Regions from separate parts of the Homo sapiens genome. Here region 1 is linked to region 2. Evidence: chromatin loops called from intact Hi-C (ENCODE). Cell type or tissue: natural killer cell. All regions are shown on one strand. Each heading gives the region's core, and the rest is flanking DNA. Links, peaks and the distances in the headings are about the cores only.

Region 1 (16,571 bases), core at 3,347-11,346, 52 kb before region 2:
GTAAGACAATATCCAGTAAAACACTATTAGCCAACATTGTTATTCAGGAATTAAAGTTCAGGTAGGATAGCTTTGGCATCATGAGATTATTCTCTGTGAGACTGACCTATTGCCAATGACGTATATGTACATGCTTTAATTGATGTGTGGGAACTTGGTGCCACCCTACTGCTGAGATTTCAAGGATTGTGTGAAGATTTTGTGACAGTAATTACACACTTTTTATCAGATAGATTTTATGTATTATCACATGTCCAATTTAGAAATTTTCCTTTGTTTTTATTTTTGGCATTAAAAAAGGAATGCATACTTCATAAACTTACATTTTTGCTATTTGTTTGTAAGAAAGGAATTCCAAGTGGGTTATGTAACATTAAGCATATGGCTACACAAAGATTAGAAAAGCTGTGGCCATCAGGAATAAATATTGGTGATAACACTGATGGGATTTCACACATATAGTTTATTGTGAGAAAATCAGAAAGACTTGCACAGAACTTAGATAAGGAAATAGGCTTGTTTTTTGATGAAAATATAAAAGGAAGCATTTGTTATTAACACGGTAGGCTTTGAAATTTGGCTTTCTACTTCCACTTAAGAGGAAACACCTTAAGTCTGATGAATTTTTTCCTATGGTAGACAGTACTTAATCTAGTATTACTAGATTAAACCCCTTAGTAATCAAACATTTTAAACCAATAAAATATCTCTGAAGAGCAAAATGTACCACTGCTCCAGATTCTTCCATGATGTCAAAAACATAGAAGCAACAAATGTGGACCTGATTTAGTAGTCAAGGGAAAATATGATGTGATGGAGAATTAATAAAAGACTATTTTAATATTGGGAATGAAAAACTACCACAAATCTTAAGGGTTTACATTAGCAGAACTTGGTTTGGTTTGAGTAGACTTAAAACAAGATTTTGAGCGAGCTTCTAAGGAGTTTTGAGGATCATTTTTTTTCTGTCATGAATTTATGCTACATAACAAATGCAGAAATTGGAGAAGTGTAAATCTATCATTTCTTTTGACATTTATGTAGCTTCAGTAACCTCCTAAGTTGAGATCATTTGAGATTTTTAGAACATGGATACCTCTAGAAAAAATGAGGAGGTTCCAGTAGCTCCTCAGAAATAGCTTAGCTTCACATTGAAGGAAGATTCATAAGGTCTTTATGGAGCAAAGATATTTGATCAGAACAAACATTCTTATCATATGGAACCTTTTTCCTGCAAAAAAAAATGACTGTTAGGGTAATTAAATTGGTTATTTGCAGCTTCTCTCCTTTCCCCTCTTCCCTCTTCCACCTGCACAGTATTGTTATATTGAGTTGCCATGATAAGAGTAAAAAATAATCAAACCAACCTATACACATTTTTATTATGAACAAAAAATACTTGGAAGGATTCTATTGATACAAGCTAATGCAAGATAATAATTTGTTTATTCAAAAGTGTTTTGAATGTCCTTTTCCATTGATCATGTGCAACTGGTATAAACAAAGATCCTATGTATGGTAGAGAGCTTATATTTGCATTTCTTTGTATATTTAAGCATTTTTAGCAGACTTACATTTCTGTTTATTGAGAGTACTCTTTAGAATTTGTGCAATCATATGTATATATCAGCAGCAGACATTTGGGTAGGTAGTGAAGGTAAGTTCTATAGTCAGTGTAACTAGAAGATTATATAAATTAATTATATTAGTTTTGATGCTTTGGGTAAAATCAGTGTGCTACATGAACCTCCAGTTACACAGGACAATATACTGTGCTCAAAAGACATGAAGGCAGACTAAGAGTACAGAAAAGCTGTTGGTTTTGTTTGGGGAGTTCCTGGCTTTTTATCCGCTTGGGGAAGGAGCAGGTCTTATTGTCAGTTGCCAAGTGCTCTGATGCTGAGAAGTTTGTCAGCTGTGGTTACTTTGGGGATTTTGGCAATGATAAGCACTTTTCCTTGAGAAAAATCAGCATAGATACCACACATTGGAATTGGACAAATTGCTTTTATTTTCTATTTTCTTTAAAAATCAAATTGGCTTTTCCTTCTTGTCCCAGCTGTTGCAGCTTCCTTGTTTTTTAGCTTAGATGATGGGAGAAACACATGTTCCCTGAGATCCAGAGTAAAGCTTACTTATTTTCTTCCTGTACAGACTACGTGAAGTTACGATACTGGCCCCAAATCTAACTAAACAAAGTTATTCAGAAGAGATTTGACAGAGAGGGTGTCTAACAGGTGTTGAGCTGGGGTAATTGAATGGGTATTTCAAAGATATTAATGTAACTCGCATATATTAGAAAGCTTTAATTGCCATCTCCAGCATGTTTAGACCTGAAAACTTCAGGGACCTAACCTGTTCCATAGAGAAGTCTTTTTATGCCCCTATGGTTTATAGCTGGAAACAAAGTATGTATGTAAGAGTTGGATTGGGGCAGGTGCGGTGGCTCACTCCTGTAATCTCAGCACTTTGAGAGGTGGAGGCAGGTGGATCACTTGAGGCCAGGAGTTTGAGACCAGCCTGGCCAACATGGTGAGATCCCATCTCTACTGAAAATACCAAGTTAGCCGGGCGTGGTGGGGTGCGTCTGTAACCCTGGCTACTCAGGAGGCTGAGTCATGAGAATCGCTGGAATCTGGGAGGTGGAGGTTGCAATGAGACGAGATTGTGCCAGTGCACTCCAACCTGGGTGATAGAGCTGAATTGGTTGAAGTAGTACACAGTAAGGCACTAAACAAACTTGACCTTTTCTATAAATTCCTTCACTTTCCCTGTAACCTGTTACTTTTCAAAGGGAAAGATCACATCTATATTTCTAGTCAGCTTGCTATCATGGTAAGGAACCAAGATTCCCTTCCAGTTAGGGTAGTGGAAGATGAAAGTGGCTTTTCTTCTTGATATCTGGATCAACCTGGTTTTCCTGCCATCTCTTATTTCATAAACAAGCTTATCATCTGACCTAGCTGCAGATCGTGTTTTAAAATTTGCCCCTACCCCTGCTCCTCTCTTAAGAGCCGAGTGCCCACAGAACATTATCCTCCTCATCTGGACCTATCTTTGCTCTTACTGAAGGGGGCTTTTTCATCCTATAATTCCTTTTCTGTTGGCTTTTCTTGGGAAAGCAGTTTAAGAAACATTCATTAACTATTTCTGGGTGTCAGAAACTATGTACTATGTTTCCAGAGAATTGGAACTAATAAAATGTATACCTGTATAGAAGAGATGTTTTATAAGGAATTGACTCACATGACTGTGGAAGCTCACAAGTCCCAAGATCTATAGTCAGAAAGCTAGAGACCCCAGAGAGCCAATTGCGTTAGTCCAACGTATTAGTCCAAAGGCTTGAGACCTGGGAAAGCTAATGGTATAGTCCTAGTCTGAACTTCCTTAGGCCAGAGACCTGCAGAGAGCTGATGTTTCCAGTTTGAGTCTGAAGACAGGAAAAAAAAAGGAATGTTCCAGCTCAAAGGCTGTCAAGCAGGAGAAATTCCCTATTACCTGTGAGAGAGTCAGCCTTTTTGTTCTGTTCCAGCCTCCAACTGTTTGGAGATGAGGGAGGCCAATCTGCTTTACTCAGTTACTGATTCAAATGTTAATCTCATCCAGAAACATTCTCACTGAAGTACACCAAATAATGTTTGACCAAATGTCTGAGCACCCTGTGGCTCAGTCAAGTTGACCTATAAAATTAGCCATTACACCTCCATTACCTAATTTAATCCTGACCAAAACACAACCCCAAACCCCATGAAGTAGACACTATTGGTTATTATCACCAAATTTAATGACTAAGAGTAAGGTGTCTAGAGTGAGATTGCCCTTACTAGAATTCTGTCTTCGCCCCTTACTGTATAACAATAGGCAAATTACTCAACCTTAGTTTCTTCATCTCTAAATCTGGGATGATAACACTACATACTTGGTTGAGTTATTATGATAATTAAATGGAATAATGCATGTAAAACACTTAGCATCGATAACTGGAACATAGCTTAGTACTCAGTGAAGAACAGCTATTATTTAAATACATGAGGAAATAAAGTTTCATAGTGGTTAAGATCTTTGCCCAAGGTCATGTAGCTAGTAACTGGTGAAATTGGGATTTGAACTTAAGCTGTTTGCCTCCAAAATTATGCATTTAATTCCTCTCTATTAATCTTAACACAGAAGTAGAATAATGTAATGGTTAAGCCTCTGGCGTTGGACTCCACGGTTCAAATCTTGGCTATCTCATTCACCAGAAGGCTTTAGGCAAGTTAGTTAACTTATCTGTACTTTAGTTTCTTAATCTCTAAAACAGAAATGAAATAGTATCTTTCCCGGAGTCACATAGAATCAGATCATTTCTAGGGATACTACCTTCATCCATGAATTTTAAATGATATAATTTAAGACACAAGATTTCTCCTTTTTCCTTCAAATTATACTGGTTGTTATTGATATGGGTAAGTAAGATTTATGAAATCTAGTGAAGCACTAAAAATATGCTAACATATTCGTAATGTTACAGATAGCATGGCTTTGCAACAAATTTCTTCAGAAACTTTTTTGAGAGGGAGAATGAAAATGATAGTTTTCATTCAGAATAATTGTAAGTGTCTTCAAAATGAAGTTCAAATCCATGTATAGGAGGTGGAAGGAAGCCAAGAAGGAATCCATTATAAGGTGAAAATCATAAGTCCTCTTTTTGTGACTCTATCTTGCCCGTTTAATAGAAGTGATATAAGTAAGATCTGCCACCTAGGACCAAATATTTCTTTCTCTAGTACTTAAGACAAGAAGACGCAGAATTTCAGAATACTGTATGTGGGTTCTCATCTGTCAACCAAAAGCAGCTGAAAAGGCGAGAGCCCTGGAGAAATGTTTCCTACATATGTATTTGTTTTTAGACAAATGTGTTTGTTTAAAAGTCTAAAAACCATGGAAATGGGTACCATGGAAATGCATAGTTGAGGGGTAGAAGCCCTAGAAGTGTTGACTCAATTCTTGATCCTTCTGTGTGATGTATTAAATGCCACATGCTTCAGTTTGCTGTGTGTGGGGTCTTTCAGCACTATTTATAATAGATGGCAATCCTGTGTGAAGGACATAAGAAAATTTCTGATTCGTTTTTCAAGAGACTAATGAGAAGTTGGTTGTCATCTGGCTGTTGCTTATGGGAGGAAAACTCCAGAGAAAATTATAATGTGTATATTACTCTTCCTTCCAAAAAAATTTTATTTGAGGTTAAAATTAATATTAAGGGCAGCCGTAAAGGGGAAACATAAAATCCATATGCAGATTGAAGAAGTGTGGCAATGAAGGGGCAAAAGTTGGAGTTACCCTCTTGCCTCAAGTGGTTGGAGAAATTGTAAGCCAATTGCATATATTTCAGTCTTAACACTTTTGTATACTTCTCAATTTCTTTTAAAATTTAACTCCGGAAGTCATAGTTAGAAATTTGTCTTCTTTACCAACTTCCTCCATGCATTACCTATCGCCCATCTACCTCCTAAAATTTGGAGTCTTCTCAAAGCAGGCAATATTTGTAGATAGTATTATATGAAAATGTTGGAATCCAGTGAAAATTTTTATGGTAAACATAGATGGAAATGTCCTCTTTGCTATAAGATAGTAGCTACTTTAAGTATTTTTTCCTTTGAATAATGTTGTTCATGTCAATTGCCAAAAAAAAAAATCCTTGTAATTATATGAAAATAAAAAGGAAAAAATACTTAAGAAATAGGAGACCAGGAGGGAAATTATAATTGAATCTGGAAACCATTTTTTTTAACCTTGGCTAAATAAATAAGAAATGATAAGAGGTACAATACAATAAGAAATGAGAGATACTGAGGTTCAAGCAGACTGCTTTATTTAACTCCATTTAATTTTATTGGATTGAATTTGATGGAGACAATGTCAATGGACATATATATGAAGATTGGTAGCAGAATTCCTGGGGCTGTTTTATCATTGTCATGAACATGTACAAACAGAAAGGGAATGCTAAGTAATTCTGAATGTACTAGTGATTTTTAGATAACAGATTTCAGTTTTACAAATTCACTGAGCCAGCAGGTGGAAGCAGATCTGTCACCTGTATCTAGTTCTTGATTTCAATATACTAGGAAAGCAAATACATCAATATCACATTTTTTTCTTTTCTTCCTTTGCCAAGATGTATTTAGGATGTTTTCTCAGCATTACAGAACTCTCAGCTAAAAGATACGTTTCAGTTTCATTTTTAGAGGAAGAAGAAAATGTTAAGTGGGCTGCTAGCAATTTTTAATTGCTGATAGCAATTAAACACCAAACTTAATGTCCCTTGGCCTCTTTGGTTTTCTTATAGAGTGAAGTTTATATACTATAGCTGAAGAATTAGTTTACAAGCAGAAATACTTGTAAAAGCTGCATTTTGTGTCCTACAAGTGAACCCAAAGGAAGTGATATTGCCTTCAAGTAACAGAACCTCTCGGGCAGATTATCAGAGTAAAATAAATTCAGATATGTATACCCCTCAACAAGCTATACTTTGGTAAGTTATGTTTTGACAGAATTTGTTTAGTGGACAGAGGTAGGCCATGTTATTGTCCCACAGGGTAACCTCAAATGAGGTCATTAGCCCTGGAAGCAGTGATTTCCAATTAGCCCATATGTGATAGAGTTGCAAACTCTTACCAAAGACTTTATTAATCTCTAGATAATTTATCTTCTAATACTTTGTGCCCTTCTTTATTTCTTTTTTATTGTAGTGGCATTATTCTTGAACTTATCCATTAAGAGTTGTAACTAGGTTCCAATTTGAAGAAGCCCAGATGAAGCTTCAGATTGTGTTTGTATAGAACAAGTTAAGAACTGGCAATATGAATAACTAATATAGATAACTCAGACATTTCAGAACTAATCATTTGACCTAAATTAATTTCTTAGATATTGGTCAGATTCTCTAGGTGATTTTCAGATATCCCCTCCACTTTATGGATATATGTTGTAATTAATCAGTATACTTACTTTTTGCTATAATGTCCTCCTGGCTACTCAGAAGAAAACCAAGTAATTGAAGCCTTAGTAAATTAGGAGGGTAACATGGTAAAAACAAACAGAAGTCACTGGTTCATAGAAAAATCTTGCCTCATAATTGCATTGTATATGAAGATATTTTCCTCTTATGCCCATAAACAGTAATTTAAGTTCTGAAATAAGGACCTTGTCTTTATTCCTAGAACCTCTTCCAATACCTGGCACATAGTATGTATTCAATAAATAATTGTTGAATAAATGAACTTTATTGTAAAGAGGATCACTATTATCCTAGATTTGGTTATATATTGGGTCAAATAAAATCTCTTCCCTTCTCCTCTGCTTCCAAAAGAAAATGTTTAATATGATGCCCCCAACTTACAAACAGGTTGTGTTTCAAAATTCAGACAGTTTAGTTTTCTGGAACCAAGAAAGCTTCCCTTATTTATACACTTATTGCAACAAATACCAACTGAACCCTCACTACCATCCAGGTATGTTATAGGCTCGGAGCATACAATAGTGAATAAGACACCAAGTCCTTGTTCACATGGACTCGTACACTTTCCCTCCTAGAACTAGATCTCTTAGAACTGTGCCTGGCACAAGGTGCACACTCAATAATTGATAACTACTATTTTTAAAGAATAACCCTACTATTTTCAAGGATGTTTATTCGAGTTTTGAACTGAGCTATCAGGTGACTTCATATCCCAAAACAAAATTTGAATGGAAGCACTAGGTTAAAAAAAAAAAAACAGATGCCATTTTAGGTATGTTCTTATCCTATTTTATTAATCTTCCCTGGGCATCCACTTTCAAAACAGAGGCATCTTACCACTTTAAAAAAAATTATTTACCGTGTGGCCCTGGCAAGTCATAGCCATGTGACTCTCACCTAAAAATAATGAAGATATGATAATATTCTAATTCACAAAGAGAACACAGCAGAACTTAGTAAATTAATGTTTGCACAGTGCTTAGAAATCTGAGGTTGTAATTGCTAAAAGAAATGTACAGAACTATTATTGCTACTAAAATTATGATAGACACTTTTTTCTACCAAAAAAATACCTCAGTGAATTGGTGTTTATATTTTTAAAGTTGTATGCCACATTAAAGAAAATGTTCTATGTGTATCTAAAGGAAAAACAAATAAGAATCATGTCCCTTTGTTATTATGTGATATAAAATTGCAAGGGATTCACTATTTTGGGGAAAGTAAATAGTATTTAAGACCTTATGATTCACCAGTTTGGACAGATGGATGATTGCATCTTCTTACGTAAGTGACAGGTGGCAGCTCTAGTGAAATGGCTTCCAAAGTTCTTCTGATTTTTGCTTCTCTTTCTTATCTGTTCTTTGGCTTGGAGCAAAGTGGCAATGCACTCCAATTACAAGAGTAAGGAGAGTTTTGGAGGGCTGAGGTTTCGTTTTTGGGGGGTGTGTGTGTGTGTGTGTTTGTGTGTGTGTGTGTGTGTGTGGTGTGTGTCTTGTCAGCATTTTGGTTAACTCCATCTATTCAGTAATCTAGCTAAATGGTGGGTAATAAATGCCCCACAGCAACAGGCTGTGATTTCAAACCAGGTCTGAACACATTCTTCCTGGAATAGTTATTCTTCCACATAGACTTTGTTAATTGTCTAGAATGTGAAGGGTCATTGTAGGTGATACCTTCTCTTATCAGCAGAAAATAAGGTGAGGCTTAAACTGTACAACTTAAAGGAGAATAAATTTTTAAATTTTAAGTATTATTTATTTGACAAATATATAGTGAGCACCTACCATATATTAGGCACAGTACTGGACACTAGCAATAAACTAAGGAATAAGACAAAGTATTTGGTTCAAAGAAGTTAAATTTTATTAGGGGAGACAGATAATAAGCAGTACATAATTTCCGGAAAAAAATAAATACTATGAAAAATAATAAAGTGAGATAGGTAGAGTAAAGTTGGCAAGCTATTTCAGATGTGATGGTCAGTGTAAGTCTCCTGAAGAGGTGACATTTGAGGAGAAACCAGAATAAAGAGAGAAGCATGCTAAACCCTAGAGGAAGAGCATTCCAGTCATGGGTAACAAAAGGTCTAAAGGCCCTGAGGTGGGACTTAGCTTGGTGTGTATCAGCAAAGAAGTACTTAATGAGCTTTGAAAGTCTTTACAATACTGAAAAGCCAGACATAGAGGGTTCCATTCAATCTACACATACTTGCCTTATACAACCTGTAGGGTTGGAAGACATGCTTATGAGGCGATTCCCAGTTTCAGATCTTAAGATGTTTTTGTGATACTCTTGATTTTAGTGAAACCATAAAAAAGAGTAAAATGCCTTCTGTCAAGTAGCACAGGACTATGTCTATTCTGATAAAACCTGAACTTTAGTCCCTGAAGATGCTTTTGAAAGAGAATGCCACAAGACAGTTAAAGCACACCAGTAAGATCTCCAGGATGACTGTGAGGGCAGGAAGTAAAGTGAAAGCACAGCACTGCAGGTGCTTTATTTTCACCTTTCTTCCACTTAGAAAGCAACTCTTCTCACAATTATCCTATAGTGCCTCCTACCCTTTGGTTTAACTGACCATGTAAGATGCATTGAGTATGAGGGCTATCTGTTGTAATGACGTAATCTCTAATGTTATTCTGCCTATGGAAATCTCTGATTGTTCTGGTAATGCTGACACTTCTTACATTATGACAACCATTCTTGAAGAGTTTTGTGAAGATTAAAAAAAATTAAGCCACAGTGTTTGATATACTAGGGATTGCCATCTCCCCCATGAAGGCCTATAGCAAATCATTTTGTAAAACACATATTCAGATCCTAATTTTGTTGTAATTTCAGAATTTTTTTTTTTTTTGAGACGGAGTCTTGCTCTGTTGTCAGGCTGGAGTGCAGTGGCACGATCTCGGCTCACTGCAACCTCCACCTCCCGGTTTCAAGCGATTCCCCTGCCTCAGCCTCCCGAGTAGCTGGGACTACAGTCACACGCCAACAAGCCCGGCTAATTTTTTGTATTTTAGTAGAGATGGGGTTTCACCCTGTTGGCCAGGATGGTCTTGATCTCCTGACGTCGTGATCCACCCATCTTGGCCTCCCAAAGTGCTAGGATTACAGGTGTGAGCCACCGCGCCCGGCTGTAATTTCAGAATTATAGATATTGAATGTCCATAGTGACAAACACCTATAAAAATAGAAAACTCTCCAGTACTGTTTTTGGAACCTGAAAGATTGGGTTAGTCATTTATTCTGTTTTGTTGTTCAAACATTGTTTTAAGCCTCAGATTTCAACCTATATATATAGAATAGCAGAGAGGGGATGAGGTCTATTAGTGACATTGTAGTTGTAAAAGTGCAGTTTGAACCTTTGCTTTATTTATGTACATACTGTACTGTCGTTTGCTCTGTGCCTTTATAAAAGTAATCAAAAAAAAGTATTTCTTCACTAGCTATTGCAGTCTTTTATAAAAGACTGCCTTTGCTTAGAGCATGCTATATATTGCAGTGTGGAATATTGGAGGCCATTATAAGAATGTTTGGAAATAGCTTGACCCCTGAAAGATATCTATAAACTCAAAAAAAAAAAAAAAAAACGCCATAAGAAGTTATCTAAATTTCCCCCTAAGTTAGCATGATGAATAGTAAAAGCATGTGGATTCTGAAACAAAAATATTATTTTCTTACTCAAATTTTTGCACCTCCTCCACCAAATTGAAGGAAGGAAGGAAAGAAGAGAGAAACTAAGGGAGAGAAGCACGAGAAAAGAAAAGGAAGAAGGAAGGAAGGAAGGAAGAAAGGAAGGAGAAGAGAGGGAGAGAGGAAAAAGGAAAGAAGAAAGGAAGGAAGGCAAGAAGGAAGGAAGGAAAGAAGGAAGGAAGAAAGGAAGGAAGGAAGAATGGAAGGAAGGAGGAAAAGAAAGAAGAAAGGAAGGAAAGAAGGAAGGAAGGAGGAAAGGAAGGAACGAAGGAAGGAAGGAAGAAAGGTGGGCAGGCAGGCAGCAGAAGGGAGAGGAAGAATTCTCTTGTCATGTGAAATGCTCTTGTGAAATTTTTCAGGCATTTTCTGTTTTTTTAAAAAATATTTTTTTTCTCATCATACAACCTTGAAAGTTGACTGGCTTACTGTCAGATGCATTAACTAAATGCAATTTCTGTTTTTAATAATGATAGCTCAAACTTCATGTGAGATCATACCAGCCATACAATGTAATTCAGTTTATGGTTTTCTTATATACTTCAAATACCTGCAATATGTAGTTAATAGTACTTTTTTTAGATAAGTAGTAGGACATCACAACAGTGATGTTATGGTGGGCTGGTATATGTCAGTAAAGTAGATTCCACTAAAAAATGGAAAATACAAGATATTTTGGTGTAATTTGTCTAAAAATATTCATGACAAAGAAGTCTCTTTTACTTTAATGTCCAAAGTGATAAGATGCTGATGTGTCTGAATGAAGGAAAAGGGTGTGAAGCAAAGACTGCACTTTCTAAGCTGAAGAATGTTTCTGCACTGCACGGAGCTCAAATACAACTTTATGGTAGGGAATGTGCACTTAAGATTAGACTAGTAGCTCCTAAAGCAAATATGATGTCCATGATTTCTTTCAACATCACACACACACACACACACACACACACGAATACACGCACAAGTAGAAACTGCAGGTGCTTCCTTTTTATTGCACTATGTAAAGAGAAAATGTAAAATGGACAAGCTTTCGACAATCATGTTCTCTTCATCAAGCTGTTATTGTTATTTTAGTGAGTCCACTAAAAAGAATTATCTAGAGCTTCTTGTTTTTACTTCTTTGTGTAGTTGATGAATATGATTACCATTTTTACCTCCTGTATTTAAACCCCTCTGCCATAATCCCATATTCTGCCTAAAAGCCATGTCTGTGGGAGCTTGTTCCCTGCAATCGTTTTTAGGGATATAACTGCGTTTAAGCAGGTGCAGTAAATGCAGTTTTGGCCATTTTTACTGTTGTATGCAAGTGAAAAATGCCTAATATAATTAAGCTGAGATTAATAGAGATTATTAGTAAAAATAAGCTTGTTTTATGAATGAAGACCTCACACTAATTCAACATGGCCTTTCTTTGACAAATGCACTGTATTCACTTATGTAGCACAACATTGTATGCCTGAAAAGTGAATAAACATTTACAAGGCTACCTTCCAGAATTTTCCATTAATCGTCTTCTAATTCTTTTCCTGTGGCCAGCAAGAGGAATCCGATTTTATTTTTAAGTGGAACAAAGGGATTGGCCTAGCACCACAAGGGACACTGATTGTCAGAAGCACAAGTTATCTTTAGTTAATTTTGTTACTGAATTGTTCTTGGTTCTTTTTCTCACTTTTAGAATTTTAAGCATCCTATTCAAAATGGCCACCATACAGGGGAGGTGGGAGAGAAGGAAAATAATAAAGAACAGTGGCAACTGAGTTGATTCTGTATAAATAAGCACATTTGCTGCATCTCTGTTCTGCAGTTTTTATGTCCCACTGATGAGAGAACTGGTTTGAGATGTAAATTGCTTTCCTTTGATTGAACCAGGGAGGAGATGTCATGTAACTCATCTCATCAGCATAGAGCATTGTGTGCCTTTGGTGAATTATAGGATAACGGCGCTAGTAAGAATTCCTTAACCTCTCTCCGCAGCCCTGTTCCAGTGCTTAATAACCACCAAGGGGAAGTACTTCCCTACAGTTCACCTGACTACCTTCTGTGGTTTTAGCTTATTTATTCATATCCTGTCCTTAAATATTTTGTAAAGGATCACGGGAAAGTGCCAGTGTTTTACCGTGCCAGATACACCCTGCACATTAAAATATAAAATTGCGAGGAGTTTTAATGTTTGTTTGTTTTAGGTAGAGAGCACTTAGAAGGTGGCTTTGGAAAGATGAGAAAGGTGATGAAGACGTGATCTCAAAGCAATATTTACCATTTATCTCACTTGTCAAGATTTAGGATAAACCTGTAGAAGCAGCTATGCATGAAAATGGAGGATGGGGTAGGAGTAGAGGTAGAAGTGGGGGTAAGAACTCCCTGTGATATCCATGAGATTATGTGCTGTATGAGAAAAGAATCAGGAAGTGGAATGTGAAACAAAAGAACTGGAAATAGGCCTGCAATCAATCTAGCTTGGTATCTCAACAAACCAGTGACTTTTTTTTAATATGTAAGAAATTCAGGGCAGATATTACAGCCCTATCATGACAGCACGGCCTTTTCTTCCTCCTCTTCTATTAAATCTACATTTTGAAGGTGGATGGTGCTGACTCATAAATTAAATTGGAGTAATACATACAGTGTATATATATTTCTGTCACTTTGTCTCAAATTAAACACGAACCTTCTCCCCTGACAAGATGATAGAAAAGTTAATTGCTCGCCCTGGCTTTAAATTGGAATTTGAATTTGCAAAATGCTAAAGGTTTATGAGATCTAAATCATGAGGAGCTTAAATTACATTCCTGTGATAAAATATTAATAAATCAATTAAAACATAAGCCGAGTATAATATTACTTTTTTTTTGTAAGAACCTTGAACACAATAATTCATTAGGGTGTAGTGCAGTAACAATTATTGTATCTTTTTTTAATTTTCTTTTTATTAGTTTTTTTTGATAAATACATCATCAGATAACATTCCACATGGTGGATTATCATTACCCCAATGCAGCTTCCAGAAATTCTGTTGTACCCCTAAACAAGAGCTCACAGGCTGAATTGTCTGCTCTTATTTATCCTTGTTAGCATCAGCTGCTTCTTTTACTGAAGGGGTATTTGCCTCTTGGGAACATCTGTTCAATGCCAACTCTGCCATTTTGTGGTTTCTGAATCTCTCTTCCAAAAATGGGCATAATCATAATAATACTACCTCAGAACTGGCATGAAGATCAAATTAGATAATGTATGTGGAAATCATTTGTAGGTGGTAAAGGACCATCAAATGTTAATTATTATTATCATAGATTGGGGAATTTTTTATCTCTAGAAGGGCTCTTAGACGTCACTTAGTAATCAACCCCCTCATTTTAAATCTGAAGGATCAGAGAGGTCCAGAGAGGTTAAGCCACTTGTCTAATACCACACAGCCAGAAAGTGAAACTGCTGAAACTGAAATTAAGACTTGTAAATCCCACCTCAGGGTGTTTTTCACTCTCTATACCCTAACGCCTCCCTAAAATAATGCTAGGAAGGTCACGTTAAGTTTGGGTTATTTACTCTCGCCACATAACTTTCGCTTTGAAGCTGCTATTTTTCTGTTGTTGTTGTTGTTTTGACTGACTAAACATTAGTTATTTTAGGGATAATTTTCTAAGGGGCCTGGTGGCACAAACACATATCCCCACAGCTGTCAGGAAAGGTTCATTTGGCTAAGGAGGCACTGCCTTCTCCTGCTGCTCCCCAAATGAAGACTCAGCAGTGTATCTTCCTCTCCTACAGGGTTCTGGAGGAAGCCTCAGATGAGGAGAGGTAGTAGCTTTCCTTTTTAAATACTTCTGTCATGTAATGACGGATGAGGATTCACCCACCACGAATTTTATCTCCTTTACCTCCTTCTTGCTCTCTGGCCCTAGTTTTTGGTTTACCTTCCCCTTTCTCCCAAGTTCCAGGAATCACTCGGACATTTTATTTATTTTGAACATAAAGAGAACCATCTCCATAATACCTTTTCCAGAAAATAATAATTGGAAATGAATAGATGTTTCTTCCTTTCATGCTAGGAAAACACTAGCTCAACAGACTATCAGCAGATCAGAGAATAAGAGACTGTGTGCTAATCCTGTTTTTCCTGGTAACATGGGATATATCTGACAAGTTTTCATCATTCTGTCTTTGTTTTCCCTTCCCAACAATAGAAATAACAAAATCAATCTATACTAGTAGTTTGAAGACCTCCATTAAATAATTACGAAAGGTTCACAAATGATAAAGAGTTATACAAATGCTATATAATAGTAATCTGTGATCTTCTAGGAATAAGCTAAGGCAGAGTGGATAAGTTCTATGAGATCTATAACATTTACATACTTATAACACACACATAATTATTGATTGATAGTGATGTGGTTTTTACAGAATATTCGATGCATTATGGCCAAAGAAGATATGGTCTCTGTCGTAAAGATTTAAGATTAGGATAAATTATTTTACAAGAGAAAACAGAAGAAGTTTAGACAAAAGAAAGCTGATTGAAGCAGAGAAACTATTGGAACTATAAGATTAGTCAAGGAAATTAACAAAAAGTAGATTTTAAGGAAGCTAGAGTCTTTGGTGACATTTAGAAAAAAAGTGAAATGATTCATTGAATAAAATAATTACTGATCAGAGTGCAGCAATGTATCCATTGTCAAATGTCATAAAGCTTCAATTAAAAACACAGAAATAAGCAAAATATACTTTTAAGAAGGCAAATGAGATTTGATGAAATCCAAGAACTTCACATATTAGATAGCCCTGCAGGGTATCAGTGATTAAATTCATTTTATGGATAAGGAAACAGATTCAGGGACGTTAAGTGATGAGCACAAAAACACAGTCAGGATTCAAACCAGGTCTGTCTGACTCCAAAGCTGCTTTCTCTTTTCATTACCCTATGCAATCTTTTGCAGCCAATTTAAAGCCACAGAAAACATACCAAAGAAACAAAGACAAAAACTATACAAATGTACTGGAGAAGAGGAGGCGGGAAAACAGAAAGTGTTTTTTCTAGAGGCAGACTCACTGATGGCAATGAGAACTGAAATAGAAGTGAGTACCTTGGCTAAACAACTAGGAAAAAACACACAAAAGAATCATGAAAGTATTTATATAACTTCCCTGTTAGCCTCTATTATCTTTGATAGTAGTGTAATATTTTATTTGGATTATCTTTTATTATTAAGGCTCTTATCATTTTCTAGTTGTTAGTATACAAAGTATTTTGACACATATTATGTCATTTTCCACTCACAGAAAACTTATATTGCAAGAAAGGAAGTATTGCTATTCCTGTTTTACAGATGGGAGAACTGAGGCTTGGGTGGGCTAAATGATGTGTCAAAACTTTATTAATAATAAGTAACAGAAAGAACTTAAGAATCTGGAACTACTCACTCCAGTACATTTCTACCATATCAAGTCACTTATTTGTTTCAGAAAATAGGAACTCATTGTAAAGATTTTCATCTTAAAGTTTAAAAGAAAACTGCTTAAACAGGTAACTAGAAAATTTACTTACAACAAATGCCTCATTTTCCTATTACTCTTCTATTATAGAAAACAATGAAGCATTGCAGAAGCTAATTTTAAAGATTAAAGCAACTCACACATAACTTTGCTACTCACATGAGGTCATTTTACAGATACTAATTGGGGTCCTCTAACTTCTTTTCCACATATACCATGTTATTTGTCATTCTACAATCAAAGTTTTAATTTATAACTTCATCTGGTAGTCTAAAGTTTAGTTTAGATTTTTAAAATCTCCTATTTAAATGCAAATATGCTTATGAGGGGAAATATAAATGGTCAATGAATGTGAATGCTGTAGTTGACACCTTACAACAGGACACCTTAC
Region 2 (16,571 bases), core at 5,414-13,413:
AATTATGTACCAAAAAATTTTAATTAACTCCTTCATGTTTGACATTTAGGTCATTTTCCACTATTATTTCTCCTACTCTGAGGATCATTTTTATATATAAATTTTTATCTGCATCTTGGATTATGTTTTTAGCATACATCCTTAGAAAGTTGATTTCTGGGCTAGAGGATGTAAAATTCTCAAGGTTCCTTTGAGAATTCTTCTCCAATTGTATGTAAAAGTGCTTTTCTAACTACATTCTTAACTGTTTTGAATAGCAGCATTATATAAATATATGACAAATTGCAGGCAAAATAACTAGTTTACATAGTTTTAATTTGCAGTGATTTAATAAGGAACTAGAATGTTTTTTACATGTTTGTCATTGTTTTCTTATTTTTATAAATTGTTTGCTTGTGGTCTTTACTCATGTAGTTTTACTGATTTGTAAGATTTTATGTGAGAAAATGTTAAATATTTGTATGGTCAATTTCTTGTGTATTTTTTTCTCTGTGACTATGTTCATTACTTTTATCTTCTTTTTTAAATAGCTTGAAATTTAGTAAATATTCACCATTTTTTCTAGTATGATCATGGTTCTGTTTTATATTTTTAATTGTGTTTCTCCCAGAATTTATTTTAGCATGTTATGATGTAAACATCTTACTTACTTTTGTTCTTAATGGTTAATCAATTGTTCCAGAATCATTTCCCCACTGATTTTGACATCATCTTGATTGCCTACTAATTTTTATCAACATTAGGATCTATTTCTGGACTATCTGCTTTTTCAGTTCTTTCACCGGTTCTATATTGCTTCCATTAGAGCTTCAAAATAAGTTTGTGTATCTTTTAGGTAAAATCCTTCCTTATCTTTCTTTTTTCAAAAATGCTTTGGCTTTTGTCACCTACTTACTAGTCAGGATTTGTTTAGTTTGTTGAGTTCATAAAAATGTTTCATTGGAATATTTGTTGGAATTGTATTAAACCTATAAATCAGTATTAGTATCTTTGCAATATTCAGTCTTCCCATTCAGAAGCATAGTATGTTTTCATACATAAATAGATTGTATCTTTTTATTCATATAGATCCCCAAATTCCTTCATATATTTAGGTATAGGCATGCTATGTTCTTGTTAGTGTCCTTAATTGCCTATATTTCATTTATAATTCTTTGGTAGAAAAGCCACTTCCTATTTATAATCCACATGATCCTCAACTTATGTGGGGTTCCATTCTGATAAACCCACTGTAAAACTGGAAAATCTTAAGCTGAACCACTGTAAGTTGGGGACTATCTGTATTTATTATCTAGTTATTTTATTCAACTCTCTTAATAGTTTTAATAATTTCTTTTAAGTTCTTTTGGGGTTTCAAAGTTATTAAATTATCTCCTAACAAAGATGACTGTCTATTTCCTTTCTTATTCCTGTTTAATATCCTATTTCATTGACTATAATTTCCAAAACAGTTAAGTAATCGTTGTGGTAGAGGGCATATTTCTTGTTTTTTATTATGTGGTATTATCTCTAGTTTTTTTTCATATTTAAGGCAGATATTGGTTGTTGATTTAAGACAGATATTATTTGATATATTGGTAAAGTGGATTAACATACTATTTTCTGAATCCTTATTTGATTATTAGGAATGGACGTTGACTTTTATTAATCTTTTTTTTCTGGTAAATATTGTCCAATTGTAACTCATGGACATAGACTTTTCTTGAGATGTATTTTTCAACTCAAATTAATTCATCATACATTTTATTTAGCACTTACTATATGCCAGAAATTGTTCACTAGACATTGGGATTAAGATGCATAGCCCTTTCCCTTTAAAACATTATAGGATAATTTGAAATGTGACAGTTCAGCAAAGGACTTAGCATAATTGATTTTCCACTATCAAATTGCTCTTGCATAACTAGAAAAAACTTTATGATCTTATTAAGAAAACTTTCAGAGTTTTTTTAATAACCTAATGGTATAACATGTCACAATGTGAATTTTTAAAATTGTTTAAATGTAAAATGGTGATTCACAATTGAAATTATGAGTTTTTATATTGAAACACCATTGTGTTCAGATTCTAATAAAAAATGTCCATAAAAGTTTATAATGCCTCAGAAAATTCATAGACTTATGTAATATAGATTGTTTATATTCTGTAAGATTAGGAAATTGGAATTTCTAATCACACCTGACCACTTCTTGTAGAGTATGACAAAAACGATATGTGATATTGGGGCAACTCATTTTCATGATGCTGTCATTGGGGTTTCATTTCTCTGGAGTCTGAATCATCTGAGGATTTCAGCATGTATTTACATAGATTTATTTTCACTTGAAGGGTTTTTTTGGTATTAATTTTATTGGCTTAGTGTAGTGTAGCATAATCTAACTTGCTTTCCCCATGTAATGGTATCATTTGTCTTATTTTTGGGAATTCTTTAATTTTGTTCTTTTACATAGTGTGCATGAATGAAATTAGATTTTTTGTATTTCACACAAATATTTATTGAGAACCAATTTTCTGCTCAGTATCATGCTAGTTATTATGAATTACAACACAGAAAACATAAGTCATACTTTCAAGGAACTTACTTTCTAGTTCATGGATAGATACAAATAAGGAAATTGCAAAACTCCTAATGAAATATTTATTTTTATAGAGGCATATATGTATGCCTCTGCATGTGTGTATATATAGAGAGATATTTATTTATTTATTTATTTATTTATTTATTTATTTATTTATTTTTGAGACAGAGTTTCTCTCTTTTTGCCCAGGCTATAGTGCAATAGTGTGATCTCAGCTCACCGCAACCTCCGCCTCCCAGGTTCAAGTGATTCTCCTGCCTCAGCTTCCTGAGTAGCTCGGATTACAGGCATGTGCCACCATGCCTGGCTAATTTTGTATTTTTAGTAGAGACGGGGTTTCTCCATGTTGGTCAGGCTGGTCTTAAACTCCTGACCTCAGGTGATCCACCCACCTCAGCCTCCCAAAGTGCTGGGATTACAGGCGTAAGCCACCACGCCCAATTTATTATGTGTGTGTGTGTGTGTGTGTGTGTGTGTGTGTGTGTGTATAAGTTGTATAAATATATTTCATATAGACTTAATATAGAGAGAGATTTATACACACACACACGGAGTCATATTCTTGTTCTTTTAGCAAATGTGTCAGTTCTTACAAGATTCCTTTTGTATATTTACCTCACCCTGTCCTCTTCATGCTTTTCCTATCATTATTGTACTTTTATAATTGTTTCTTCACTTGCAGCTTAAATAATATATTTACTTCTGCAATTTTTTTTATTGTCTTGGAAACTACACTGGATAGACAAATGTCATGCACATTAATCTGTAAGATATTATCAGTGATAATTTGTCTCAAACAAAGGTGAACCTGCTCAGAGTTTGGAAATAGGAATAGTGCAGGCTACTATAATTGTAGACTGAAATCATTGCTTTCTGAATCTCCTATTTGATTAAAGTACATACTTGTCTTGATTTTTAGAACTATTCACAAAGAGTTAACATGCATAGTAGGAGAAACCCAAAATGTGAATGGCGAAGTTATCATCTCTATTAAATGGGGATTTTAGCAGTAAGCTTTGGTATATTAAGGAAGAAAACTCCCATACTTTGGGCTTTCATGAGATTTTTATTTCATAGGCCCATTCATTTTAAACTTTAGCATTTGGCATATATTCTAAGGTTTAGTCTTAAAATTTTATCAAATTTTGAAAATTTCTATCTCCCCTAAATTTTTAATGTCTGCATTGAATAATGTTTGTCACAGACCACAATACCTGTCCCTGTGGAATGGTTATTCTATCTTAATTCAAAAGTAATACTATTGATTAGATAATACTTACAGCTTCCAAACTTCAAGGCATTTTTTAGCCACCATTTCTCCTTAACCTAATTCTGAGCTTCCTGTGTGGTATCATTTGTTTGAGGTCTTATTAAAATGTAAATAAATTGCACCCAGCATACTTCCTCTATTTGCCCAGCTTATTACTATATCAAAACAATCGTTTTAATGAAACATATTGATGTATTGTGTATTTCCGTATTAACCAAAGTGAAGAGGAAGTTATATGAATATATAACAGAGCCCACTTTGTAACAGTTTTTGTTAAAGCATTTTATAAATTGGAGATAATCTGAGCCATGGGAGATGATGTAATTCTACATGACAGAGTTCACAGAAAGAGGATAGCTCCTCAGATAGAATAAGATTAGACTCTTGAGAGAGATGCATTGGGGCTTTTATGGCACTTTACCTTTATAGGCGTAGCTGACTCTCAGTTCTTCATATTAATGTTGTAGTGTTGTAGCAAAGATAGTAAAAATAAAAATAAAGAAAAAGAGTGTTATCTAAAATAATGTATCTTTGGCATTGATATGAAATTTTTGACTTTTAAGCATCAAATTTGCCATTTCATTTTGTTCATCTAGAAGCTACTTCTAACCTCCATATTATTTCGGAGAAATGGTTTAATATTTATGTAGTAGCCGGTCGTGTGTGCGTGTGCGTGTTTTGTGTGTGTGTATAAAATCTCCATATGACATGATTGAATAAAACCAAATTCATGAAGTAATAAGCAATAACAATGAGTAGTATCATGAATAATGATCAATTGCAGGGCTATTAAATATGATAGTACTTGATCAATTACTAAATTAATTTTATAGAAAACAATTGCTATAGAAATACTTGAAATATTTCCGTTGCTTAAGCACAATACCAAATAGTAAAAATAGGAGGCTACTCGTTGTGTGCAGGGGAAAATGGGTAAGCCAAATTGGGATTAAAATGTGTCACGTTGGAATGAAATCCTGAAGGTCCAGTAGTGGTTTATTGTCTCTGTGTCATCAGACTATTGATGCTCGTAATCTTTCCTCATATTTTCTATATTTTCAGTGTACTGTTTTATTTTGTTTTTGCAATGGGCATGTATTCATGTCATAGTCACGAAAAGTTAATGTAAAAATGTGTTATGTATAGCCTACCTGTAGATAATTCATTAAGACTTAACTACTAATATATAAAATCTGCCTGAAGGAATGGGAGCCAGAAGCTAAATTTAAAAGAAAAGTATTTTATTGTACAAATAATCCATGTCTCCGAACTTGTTAACATTCTATTTTTAAAGCATTCTTTAGTGCAAGTCATGGAGACCTAAGCTCATGAGGTTAGTCATTACTAGGAAGTTACCTGAATATTTATGTTACATGTAACAGCTAGAGAGCCAGCTAATATTAATACAATTAATTATATTCTGTTAGAAGTACTATAGAAACATGTTATAGAGGGCCTTTCTTATCTCATATGGAGTTTCAATACAACTTAGAAAAAAGCTGCCTGTTCGGACACCTTTGTGCAAATTATTAAAAGAAACCCTTTGCTCAAGCAGATGCAGCTTGGGCTAGGGAACGTGGGTTATTGAGTGAAACACACTCCTGGACTAGGTGCCTTGGACAGGGTACAAACTATATAATCAGTTGTGTCTGCTCTATGTTATATGCCTTATTAGTTATTTGAAAATGGTTGGTGTTGTTCCATAGGTCCCAAATTATTTTATTCGTGCACAGAAAGGCAAGAATCATCTTCAGGTGACTTAGCAAAGAGGTGGTTAGTTAAGCTTTAAGTTAATACTGAGCTCTGATGATACAAATATGTTACTTTGTCTCAGACAAGTTTAAGGCAGATTTGAGGCTATTCTGATTTGAATAGCTTCGAAGGTAGAAGAAAACTAAAGTCACCACAAAAACATAGATGAGTTTATAGAGGATCTAAGGTTGCTATTTTCAGATTGCATCTGAAATGTTGGGGTATCATATAGTAAATTTAGATGAATTGTTACATGGAAGGGTAGATAGACAAATATACAGTAGAGACAGATAGATATCTCTTTGTTACAAAAAGAAATTGAGATAGCTTAAATGATACATACATGTACAATATAAATATATTTATGTATAAATATATTTATATAAATATAAATGACAGTAAGTGAAATATATAATATAAATTAAGTAAATAAAAAATAAAATGGGTAAACAGTGGAAAAACATGAGAAGGAGGCAAGAATTTGACCTACATTTAAAAAGCATCCTATAAAGGATCTTACCTACATTTACAGATTGGGCTCTGATTATATATTTTAAAGAAATACAATGCTTATACTAAGAAAAATCAATTTTCTAGGATGCTCTTCAGTATGTATAGGGATCACTGTATTATAATGTAAATATCAAGATAAATATTAACTTTCATTAGCAACAAAGGATATTTTATAGAAATGCTTCTTTGTAGTCCTCAATGTAGACTGACAACATCTTATTACTGTGAACTTTAGTATTCCCATTTTTAAAAGATTTGGACCAAATAGAGAACACTTCACACAGATATAATTCATTGAATGACAGTGAATTCTAGATTATCTAGATTATATTATATTAGATTATCTAGATTATATTACTTGAAATACAACTATTTTTTGTTATTGTTATTATTTGAGATGGGGTTTCACTCTGTCACCCAGGCTGGAGTGCAGTGGTGCCATCTTGACTCACTGCAACCTCCGCCTCCCAGGCTCAAGCTATCCTCCTGCCTCAGCCTCCCAAGTAGCTGGGACTACAGGTATGCGCCACCATGCGCAGCTAATTTTTGCATTTTCTGTACAGACAGGATTTTTCTGTGTTGCCCAGGCTGGTCTCAAACTCCTGGACTCAAGTGATCTACCCATCTCAGCCTTGCAAAATGCTAGGATTACAGATGTGAGCCACCATGCCTAGCCTATTTTTTTTATTGTTAATTAATAGCAGAAATAGTAATGAAGTTGGGACAGGGTTGATATCCTTTTATAGAAATTGCAAAGCCTAATAAAAACAATCGCTGGAGAGGTTTGCTGGAAAAATACCATTCCACAGGAACAGAAATCTGTTTAAATATTTATTTTGAATCCACTCTAATGTATACACAATAGGTGTTCGAGACTTCAAGTTTCTTTTTCATTGTAGCCTGGATATTGCCCTATTGATAACCTTATAAGAGGTGACAGCGTGCTGGCAGTCCTCACAGTCCTGGCTGCTCTGGGCGCCTCCTCTGCCTGGGCTCCCACTTTGGCGGCACTTTAGGAGCCCTTCGGCCCGCCGCTGCACTGTGAGAGCCCCTTTCTGGGCTGGCCAAGGCCGGAGCCGGCTCCCTCAGCTTGCGAGGAGGTGTGGAGGGAGAGGTGCGGGCGGGAACCGGGGCTGCGCGCGGTGCTTGCGGGCAAGCGCGAGTCCCGGGTGGGCGTGGGCTAGACGGACCCCGCACTCGGAGCGGCCGGCCTGCCCCACCGGCCCCGGGCAGTGAGGGGCTTAGCACCTGGGCCAGCAGCTGCTGTGCTCAATTTCTCGCCGGGCCTTAGCTGCCTTCCCGCGGGGCAGGGCTCGGGACCTGCAGCCCGCCATGCCTGAGCCTCCCCCGACCTACGTGGGCTCCTGTGCGGCCCGAGCCTCCCCTAGGAGCACCGCCCTCTGCTCCACGGCGCCCAGTCCCATCGACCACCCAAGGGCTGAGGAGTGCGGGCCCACGGCGACGGACTGGCAGGCAGCTCCACCTGCAGCCCGGGTGCGGGATCCACTGGGTGAAGCCAGCTGGGCTCCTAAGTCTGGTGGGGACGTGGAGAGCCTTTATGTCTAGCTAAGGGATTGTAAGTACACCAATCGACACTCTATATCTGGCTACTCTGGTGGGGACTTGGAGAAACTATGTCTAGCTCAGGGATTGTAAATACACCAATCGGCACTCTGTATCTAGCTCAAGGTTTGTAAACACACCAATCAGCACCCTGTGTCTAGCTCAGGGTTTGTGAATGCACCAGTCGACACTCTGTATCTAGCTACTCTGGTGGGGACTTGGAGAACCTTTGTGTGGACACTCTGTATCCAGCTAATCTGGTGGGGATGTGGAGAACCTTTGTGTCTAGCTCAGGGATTGTAAACGCACCAATCAGCACCCTGTCAAAACAGACCACTCAGCTCTACCAATCAGCAGGATGTGGGTGGCGCCAGATAAGAGAATGAAAGCAGGCTGCCGGAGCCAGCAGTGGCAACCGGCTGGGGTCCACTTCCACACTGTGGAAGCTTTGTTCTTTCACTCTTTGCAATAAATCTTGCTACTGCTCACTCTTTGGGTCCACACTGCCTTTATGAGCTGTAACACTCACCGCAAAGGTCTGCAGCTTCACTCCTGAGCCAGCGAGACCACAAACCCACCAGAAGGCAGAAACTCCGAACACATCCGAACATCAGAAGGAACAAACTGCGGAGACGCCGCCTTTAAGAACTGTAACACTCACCGGGAGGGTCCGCGGCTTCATTCTTGAAGTCAGTGAGACCAAGAACCCACCAATTCCGGACACACTTATACAACAAGGTGACGGAGTTCCATCACATTCTCCATCCTCAGACTTACATCTTTAAGCAATGTATGTGATGTTTCAGGATTTTGTTTCATGGATTAGATTTCTTGTTTTCCAGACAGAAACAGTAATCTTTACTATTACGGGTTCCTAGATTAAAGGTTATGACACTTTAATGAGATGAAGTTTGGTGAATACTTTGATTTCCTCAACATGTTGTAAAAGTGAAGTATTATGTTGATCCAAAGATATCAGTAAGATATTCACAATTAATGCTTTATACATTCTGAATTTTTCCTAAACAAAGTTTGCTGATTTTTTTCATCTATTTAAGTCTCTGAAGGAAAATGAGTTTAGATAATTCCTAGAAGCAGATACTATATGTTTATCTCTTTTCATGTGATAGGAGTTATTTTGTAAATCCGTTCATAATTTAAATGCTCTAGGGAAGTGTATTCTCAAGGGAACTTTATTGTGGATCATCATGTAAAGGAAAAATTATTATATAGTAAATATTATTCTCTATATCCATATGGGAACTTTCTGATTTACAAGTTATTTGAGTTCCAAAAGGAGCTTATTCCCTTTGTGTGTTCCCAAGGAAGTATAACCTGAGTGAGCCCAGGAATCTGTGAGAAAATAAGCTGGCAAATACTAACCTGATCCAAGTAAGTATTTGGACCTGCTTAGATCTCTGAGCTATTATTGTTTTGTATAAGATTAAGTCTAAATGACATATTCTTTACAATTGCTTAGAATAGGTTAGTCCAGCTCCAAAGTTCATAGCAACTCATTATTAACCAAAGTAATTCTAGTCCTTCTCGCTGAGTGGTTTCTCCAAACTCTATAGAGTGAGGCAAAACTATTTATCTCCCATGGGAGAATTTTGGTAACCTTATCCCTATATCCCATACACTTCCCTAGAAATTCTTAATCCCCCCCAAACCTTTAAACTTTCTAGAGATGTAGTAGGAGGGGCAGTTGAAGATTTTCTATACACATGTAACCATTATGAAAACGTTCATTCAATGGCAGTTAGACTTCCCCCCCGCCACCCCACATGCATGGATACCTGCAGCTAGGCCCCTGATTCCTGCATTACTAAGAAAAGAATTAGGCAGTGGTCATTCGCTGAAGAAATGGCATATGGCATAAGTCGTTTATGCCCACTATAGATTAAAAGGTCATAAATCATATCACAGAAGCTGGATACTTTTGGGAGTGAAAGTGGCCAAATTAAAAGTTATGTTGGGACAACTAGCACAGTTAGGAGCCCACAGTGTTTTAGCCGGGAGTGCTTCCTCCTATTATCCGTCCCCACAGTTCCATTGTATCAGTAGTTCTGCCAGGGCAGGACAAGTCATGAAAACCCACAACTTCACTGCTGAAAGGGGGTGATTCGATAATTTGATGGAGCAGAACATAGAAAAACCCCATGCCCTTAGGTGTGGTCAAAACAGTGACAATCTCAGGGGCAAACAAGCAGGGAGAATAAACATCATATGTAGCCTGAAGTTACAATTCAGAGTAGAAAAGAACTGGCAGATTGGCCAGAAATTTAGCAGGGAGAATTGGAAAAGGATACTATCATAGTGAACTTTGGTAAGCTACCACATATTCCTAGAGGTCTGAAAGGCTGCACACATACTCTGGGGAAGACCTAAGGCTTTGGACACACAGAGAGAAGATAAGAGAGAACAAATGGAAAGTAAAAATCAAAAAAACACTTGTAAACTGCCTGAACTTTGAGTGCATTCTACAACCCACACACACGTATATATCAATTAGAGGCGTTAGCATAGTGGCCCTAGGTGTTTAAGTACAACCTGTGACTGATCGTTGGCTGACCACTAAACTGTGTTAACACAGGGGAAAGTCCCAGCTCAAAAACGAAAATGGAAATTACACAAACTGAGCAGAAACATCAGCAGCGGCACAGCATGGGGAAGAGAGGCTGCACAGAGTTATGTTAGGCAAGTCCTAAATAAACAAACACAGCAATAACAGCAACAACCCTCAACAGGGAAAAGTCAGAAGCCAGAGTTGCTGTAATATGCTATATAAAATGTCAATTTTCAAGAAAAAAATGAGACATGTAATAAACAGGAGTGTGACTCATACCCAATTTAAGAAGTGGTTAAAAGAAAGTGTCTGAAGAAAAAAAAAGAAATTATATTTGGGTTGAAGTGGAGATAGCAGATGTTAAACTTAGCAAACAAAGAGTTGAAAGCACTATTATAAATATGTTCAAAATAATAGGAAATCATGTTAAATAATTAAAGTATTACTATAATTACCCTTTAAATAGAGAGTATCAATATAAACATAAGTGTTATTTTAAAAGGAACAAAAATTCTGGAGTTAAAAAATATTATAATGGAAATTAAAAAATTGCAAGAGAATCTCAACAGAATATTTAAGATGGCAGAATAAAGACACAATGAGATTGAAGATCAATTAATAGAAATGGTCTAATTTGAAGAGAAAAGAACAATGAAAAAATGAGCAGAGCTTCGGAGACCTGTGAGAGACCATCAAGCATACTAACATATGTGTAATGGTAGAGAAGAGGAGGAAAGAAAGAAAGGGCTCAAAAATATTTGAAGAAATAATAGCCAAAAACTTCCCAAATGTGATGAATAACATTAATCTACACATTTGAGAAGCACAAAAACTCCATGTTGGATAAACACAAAAAAAATCTGTACATAGACACATTATAGTCAAACTTTTGAATGAAAAAGAGAAAATTTTGACAGTAACAAGAAAAAAAAGACTGTTACATACAGGAAAACAACACTACGATTAACAGCTTACTTCTCATTAGAAACAAAGCCAGGAGGTAGAGGGATGACGTATTCAGTGTGCTGAAGGAAAAAAAGGGAAAATGTCATTTAGGAATTTTATATTTAGCAAAATTGTTCTTCAAAAATAAATATAAAATAAAGATATCCCAAATAAACAAAGACTGAGACAATTTGTTGCTAGTAGACCTGCCTTACCAGAAATACTGAAGGAAATCCTTTAAGTGGAAATGAAATGATAAAAATGTATCTAAAATTCACCTAAACAAAAGGACCTCATCACGTCATTATTTAGGTAAGTATAGACATGATATAAACATAAAACTAAATTCTGTTTGAACAGAAGGAAGGATATAACAAAGATAAGAACAGAAATCAATGAAATAGATAATGAAAATAATAGAGAAAATTAATGAAACCAAAACTTAGTTTTTTGAAAAGATCAACCAAAACTTAGTTTTTCTTTTGCTAGACTGATCAAGGAAAAAGGAGAGAAGATGACAGATTACCAAAATGAGGAATCAGAGAGAAGGTATCACCACCAACCCCACAGAAATGAAAAGGATTATGAGGTATAGTTATAGTTAATACTATATTATAAACAAATAGTATAACCTCATAATCATTCTCATTTCTATGGGGTTGGTGGTGATACCTTCTCTCTCATTCCTGATCTCATACTATACTATGAACAAATATTATAACCTCATAATCCTTTTCATTGCTTGATAGTTAGAAATACAACCTGTGACTGATCATTGGTTGACCTCAATTGTCATTGCTTAACAATTAGACAATTGTTAGCAACTGGACAATTGTTAGCAATTAGCTGGATAAAATGGACTATCTTAGAAATGCGCAAATTACCAAAACTGACTCAAGAGGAAATAGAAAATATGAACAGACTCGTAATAAAAAGACATACAATTTATACAATTTATAGTTAGGAGAAAATCCTAGATGTAGATGACTCCACTGGTGAATTCTATCCAATACCAGTATTTCACAAACTTTTCTAGAAATAGAGCAAGAAAGGTCATCTTTCAATTATTTGTACAATATTACACTGAGAGCAAAGCCAGACAAAGACATCACAATGAAAGAAAACTGCAGACCAGATTCCCTCATGAATATAGACACCAAAACTCAACAAAATATTCACAAACCAAATGTGGCAAAGTAGAAAAGCATTATACAGTGCTGACCACAGAGGATTTATCCCAGGAATGTGAGTTTCACTTAACATCCAATAATTAATTAATGCAATATAGCATATTAATAGAATAAAAGAGAAAACACATGACCATTTCAATAGATGTACAGAAACATTTGAGAAAATCCAGTATCCATTTGTGATATAATCTTTCAACAAAAGGAATAGAAGAGAACTTCTGTAACCTGACAAAGGGCATCTATGAAGAACTTATAATGTATGTAATGATGAAAACCTGACCGATACACTCCTAGGATCGGAAAAGAGGCAAGGTTGTCAGTTCTTATGTCTTCTGTTCAACATTGTACAGGAGATTCAATCCAGTGCAGAATGATAAATACATGTAAGAAAGAGAGAGAGAAGCAAATTAGAGGAAAAAAAAAAGAAGCAGCAGCAGCTGCAGGGGAGGGGGAGGGGAAGGGAAAGAGAAGGGTTAGACAGACCAGCAGAAAGAAACAATCAGTGGCATACAGATTGGAAATTAAAAAGTAAAACTATTTATTTGCCGGCAATATAATCTTGTACATAGAAAATTCTAAGCAATGTACATACACCTCCCCCACCACACACACGAACTAATAAAGGAATTCAACAAGTTAACTGAATATAAGAAGAGATATTGTACAGAAATCAATTATATTTCTGTATACTAGCAACAAACAATGAAATTAAGAAAACAGTTCAATTCACAATCCTGTCAAAAAGAATAAAGGCGTTTTTACAGAAATTGACAAGCTAATCCTAAAATTTACACGAATATGCAAAAGATCCAAAATAGTGAAAATACTTTTGAAAAAGGAAAACAAAATTAGATAACGTACAATTTCTGGTTTTAAAACTTACTTTATAGAGTATGATATTGGCATACAGATCAATGGAATGGAATTGAAAGTTCAGAAAATTCATCATATTTTTGATCAATTAAATTTGACAAAGGTGCCAAGGCAATTTGTCATGGGAAGGGATAGTCTTTTCAATAAGCAGTGCTCTGTAATTGATGCTAGGATTATATGCGATATAAATGAATATTCACGAACCTAGGACTGTAAAAAACATATTTTAGTTCTTATTTCATATCCTGCACAAAAATTTAATCATGGGCCTAAATGTGAGAGCTAAAATTATAAAATTTCTAGAAGAAAACAGGAGAAAATCTTCATGACTTTGGGTTAGAAAAAGTTCTTAGCTATCACACCAAAAGCTTGATTCAATAAAATCCTTGGTAATTAGGATGTCAACAAAATTTAAAACTTTTGCACTTCAAAAGACCCATTAAAGAAATGAAATGACAAACCAAAGACAGGCGAAAATATTTGCAAGATTGCGATTTGCAAATCATAATCTGATAAGAATTTTTACGCATAATATATAAAGAATTCTTCAATAATAAAAAGACAAGCAACCCAGCTAAAAACTGGGCAAAATATTTGACAATTCACCGAAGTTATTCACCAAAGAAGATGAAGTCATGCCTAATAAGCACTTGAAAACATGGTCAACATTATTATTTCCAGGGAAAAGTAAATTAAAACCGTAAAAGACTACTTCACACCCGCTAGAATGGCTGTAATAAAGACAGATAGTAACAAGTGTTGGAAGATAAAGACAAATTAGAAGCCTCCTATATTACCAGGGGAGATGTAAGAGTATAGTCACTTTGGAAAGTGGTTTGGAAGTTTCTTAAAAGTTAAAATAAACTTACCCTTATGATCCAGCAATACCACTTTGAGGTATCTAAGAGGAAAAAAAATATGTCCACACAGAGACGTATTTTATGTGAATGTTCATGGCAGCATTATTCGTAACAGTAAAAAACTGGAAACAATTCAGATGTCCATTGGCTGATGCATGGATAAATAAAATGTGGTGTTATATCCATGCAGTGGAATAGTATTCATCAGTAAAAGGGAATAGACTACTGCTACATGCCACAACATAAAAGAATCTTAAAAATGAATTATGATAAGTGAAAAAGCTACATGAAAGAGATCACATATTATTTGATTGCATTAATAAAAATATCCAAAAAGGGCAAATTTATAGAGAGAGAAAATATTTGTTGTCTGGGTCTAGGGATTGACTCCCTAAGGGTATGAAGGATCTTTGTAGGGTGACAAAAATATTCTAAAAATGAATTGAGGTGATGGTTATACAACTCTAAATTTACTTAATGTCATTGAGTTATACACATAACAAGAGTGGATTGTATGTTATATAAGTTATATCTCAATAAACTGTTATGTTTATTAAAACTAAGTATAGAGAAACCTGGCAGACATTCTCCTAAGCAAGCGACCAAGGTTAACATACCCCGAGATATCATATACCTTTGATGTTATAAGAAGGGCACATCACCTCTTTTGTATTCTTCTCTAAAACCTATAATCCGAATCTAGTTACGGGATTGGACAAATCAAAGTTGTAAAAGGTTTCACAAAATATCTGACCACTAGTCTTCACAATTATCAGTCATGAAAAACATGGAATGACCAAGAAGTTATCACAGATCAGAAGAGACTGAGGAGACATGGCAATTAAAATGCAGTATGGTATCCTGGATTGGATTTTTGGAACAGAAAAAACATATTAATGGAAAAATTGGTGACATCTGAATAAAGTCTGTAGTTTAGTTAATAGTATTGTGTCAATATTAATTTCTTAATTTTGTCAAATTTACCATGGTTATGTAAGATAGTAACATTAGGAAAAACTAGTGAAGGAAATATGGGTACTCTCTGTACTATCATTGCAACTTTTCCATAATTCTAAAATTGTTCCAAAATACAAAGTTAAAATTTTAAAAAGCAAATGGAGAATTTATAGATTAAAGGATAATTATCGTTTGAATATAATGTGTACATCTTATTTAGATCCTGATTCAAACTAACCAGTTATAAAAAGAAAAGACCATTTAAAAGTCAATCATTTAACATGGACAGGATATTTAATGACATTAAAGAATTACTATTATTTTTGATGTGGAATGATATTAGTTATGATTGTCATCTTTCAGTAACACATAGTAAAGTATTCATGCATAAAATAATAAGCTATCTGGGATTGTCTTTCAGATGCTCTGGTGGAAGAAAAAGTAGGTGAAAGTATAATTGGAAAAACAATTGACTATGGGTGATGGGTACTGGAGAGTTCATTTTTCTGTATTCTGCCCTCTCTCATATATTTGAAATATTTTATAATAAAAAGTTTTTAAATAGTGGAAAGAAAAAAATACTAAAATAAATAATTAAAGTATTATAATTAGCCTTCTATGCTGACCACAAACAGGGCTGTCTCTTAAAAATCAAATCTGCACAATGTCTGAATAAATAAATTATAGAGAGATGAGTGAACTCTCAAAAGCAATCTGAGCAAGATACAGTCAGTACTGAATAGTTGGAAGAGCAATAAGAGAAGTGCCTGAATTAACATAGACCTCCTAAGCTGGAATGCTTTGTTGTTCTTTCCTTGAAGTTCTGTGACCTGGTGATATCTAAAACTCCTTCTGTGTGAGGATTTTAGAAAGTAGAATGTGGTCAGAAGCAGCCCTTTGTTCGTAGTCAATGGTAAGATCTGTAGTTCTCACCCCCCTTCAGGTTTTGTTTTGTTTTGTTTTTTTATTGACTAGAGGCTTTGTTTGTGGCCTTGTGACTTACAAGATAGGTTACTGCAATATAATGCATTTGCTACTTCTCTGGAAAGCCATTCAGAATCTTTAAGGAGTGCAGAATGTACAACTCTTTTGCTAAAGGGTCTCTGCCAGAGAAGCATTCTTCCGGATTTTGTATATTGCATTGATTACGGAGCTGTTGCTCAGTGCATCATTGGATGTTGACTGTAATCTATAAAGCCTTACATAGTTTTCTTCCAATTAAAGAAGTCTGACACTGGTGGTCAATTTTAATAATGACTGAGATTGATCTATGTGACTTAAAATTTTAACAGATTTTGGAACCTGAAATGTGAGAAACAAGTTTTCTTATTGATGACACATACTCTGAAATCTATTTTAAAGGTGGGTTCAGTGTACAGTAGTGAATTTGAATTAAAAAAAAAAAAAAAAACAGAAAGTTGAAAATAGACAAAAGTGCCAAAAATAAGGTATTTGTCCTGACTTTCTGTTCCTTCATCTCACCTGACATTCCCTCAGAATAT

Evidence for each region. Peaks named below come from ENCODE experiments on the same cell type or tissue, not always from the same donor. Only the 100,000 strongest peaks of a DNase experiment are listed, where the experiment ranks them.
Region 1: a loop joins it to region 2, with 2.4 times the contacts of the local background. A loop is called at or near these places in 2 of 110 quality-filtered maps.

What each region holds. Positions count from the first base shown.
Region 1 is chr3:114,853,595-114,870,165 of GRCh38, reverse strand. The region is part of intron 4 of ZBTB20 (zinc finger and BTB domain containing 20); the gene reads left to right. Among named protein-coding and RNA genes, the nearest start is that of ZBTB20-AS3, 11 kb to the left of the region's middle. In natural killer cell, for the core only: no CTCF peak of the experiment used is centred there; no DNase peak of the experiment used is centred there; H3K4me3 peaks cover 876 bases; H3K27ac peaks cover 930 bases.
Region 2 is chr3:114,803,689-114,820,259 of GRCh38, reverse strand. The region is part of intron 4 of ZBTB20 (zinc finger and BTB domain containing 20); the gene reads left to right. Among named protein-coding and RNA genes, the nearest start is that of ZBTB20-AS3, 61 kb to the left of the region's middle. RefSeq lists an enhancer at 10,190-10,369. In natural killer cell, for the core only: no CTCF peak of the experiment used is centred there; a DNase peak (open chromatin) is centred at 10,269; H3K27ac peaks cover 1,953 bases.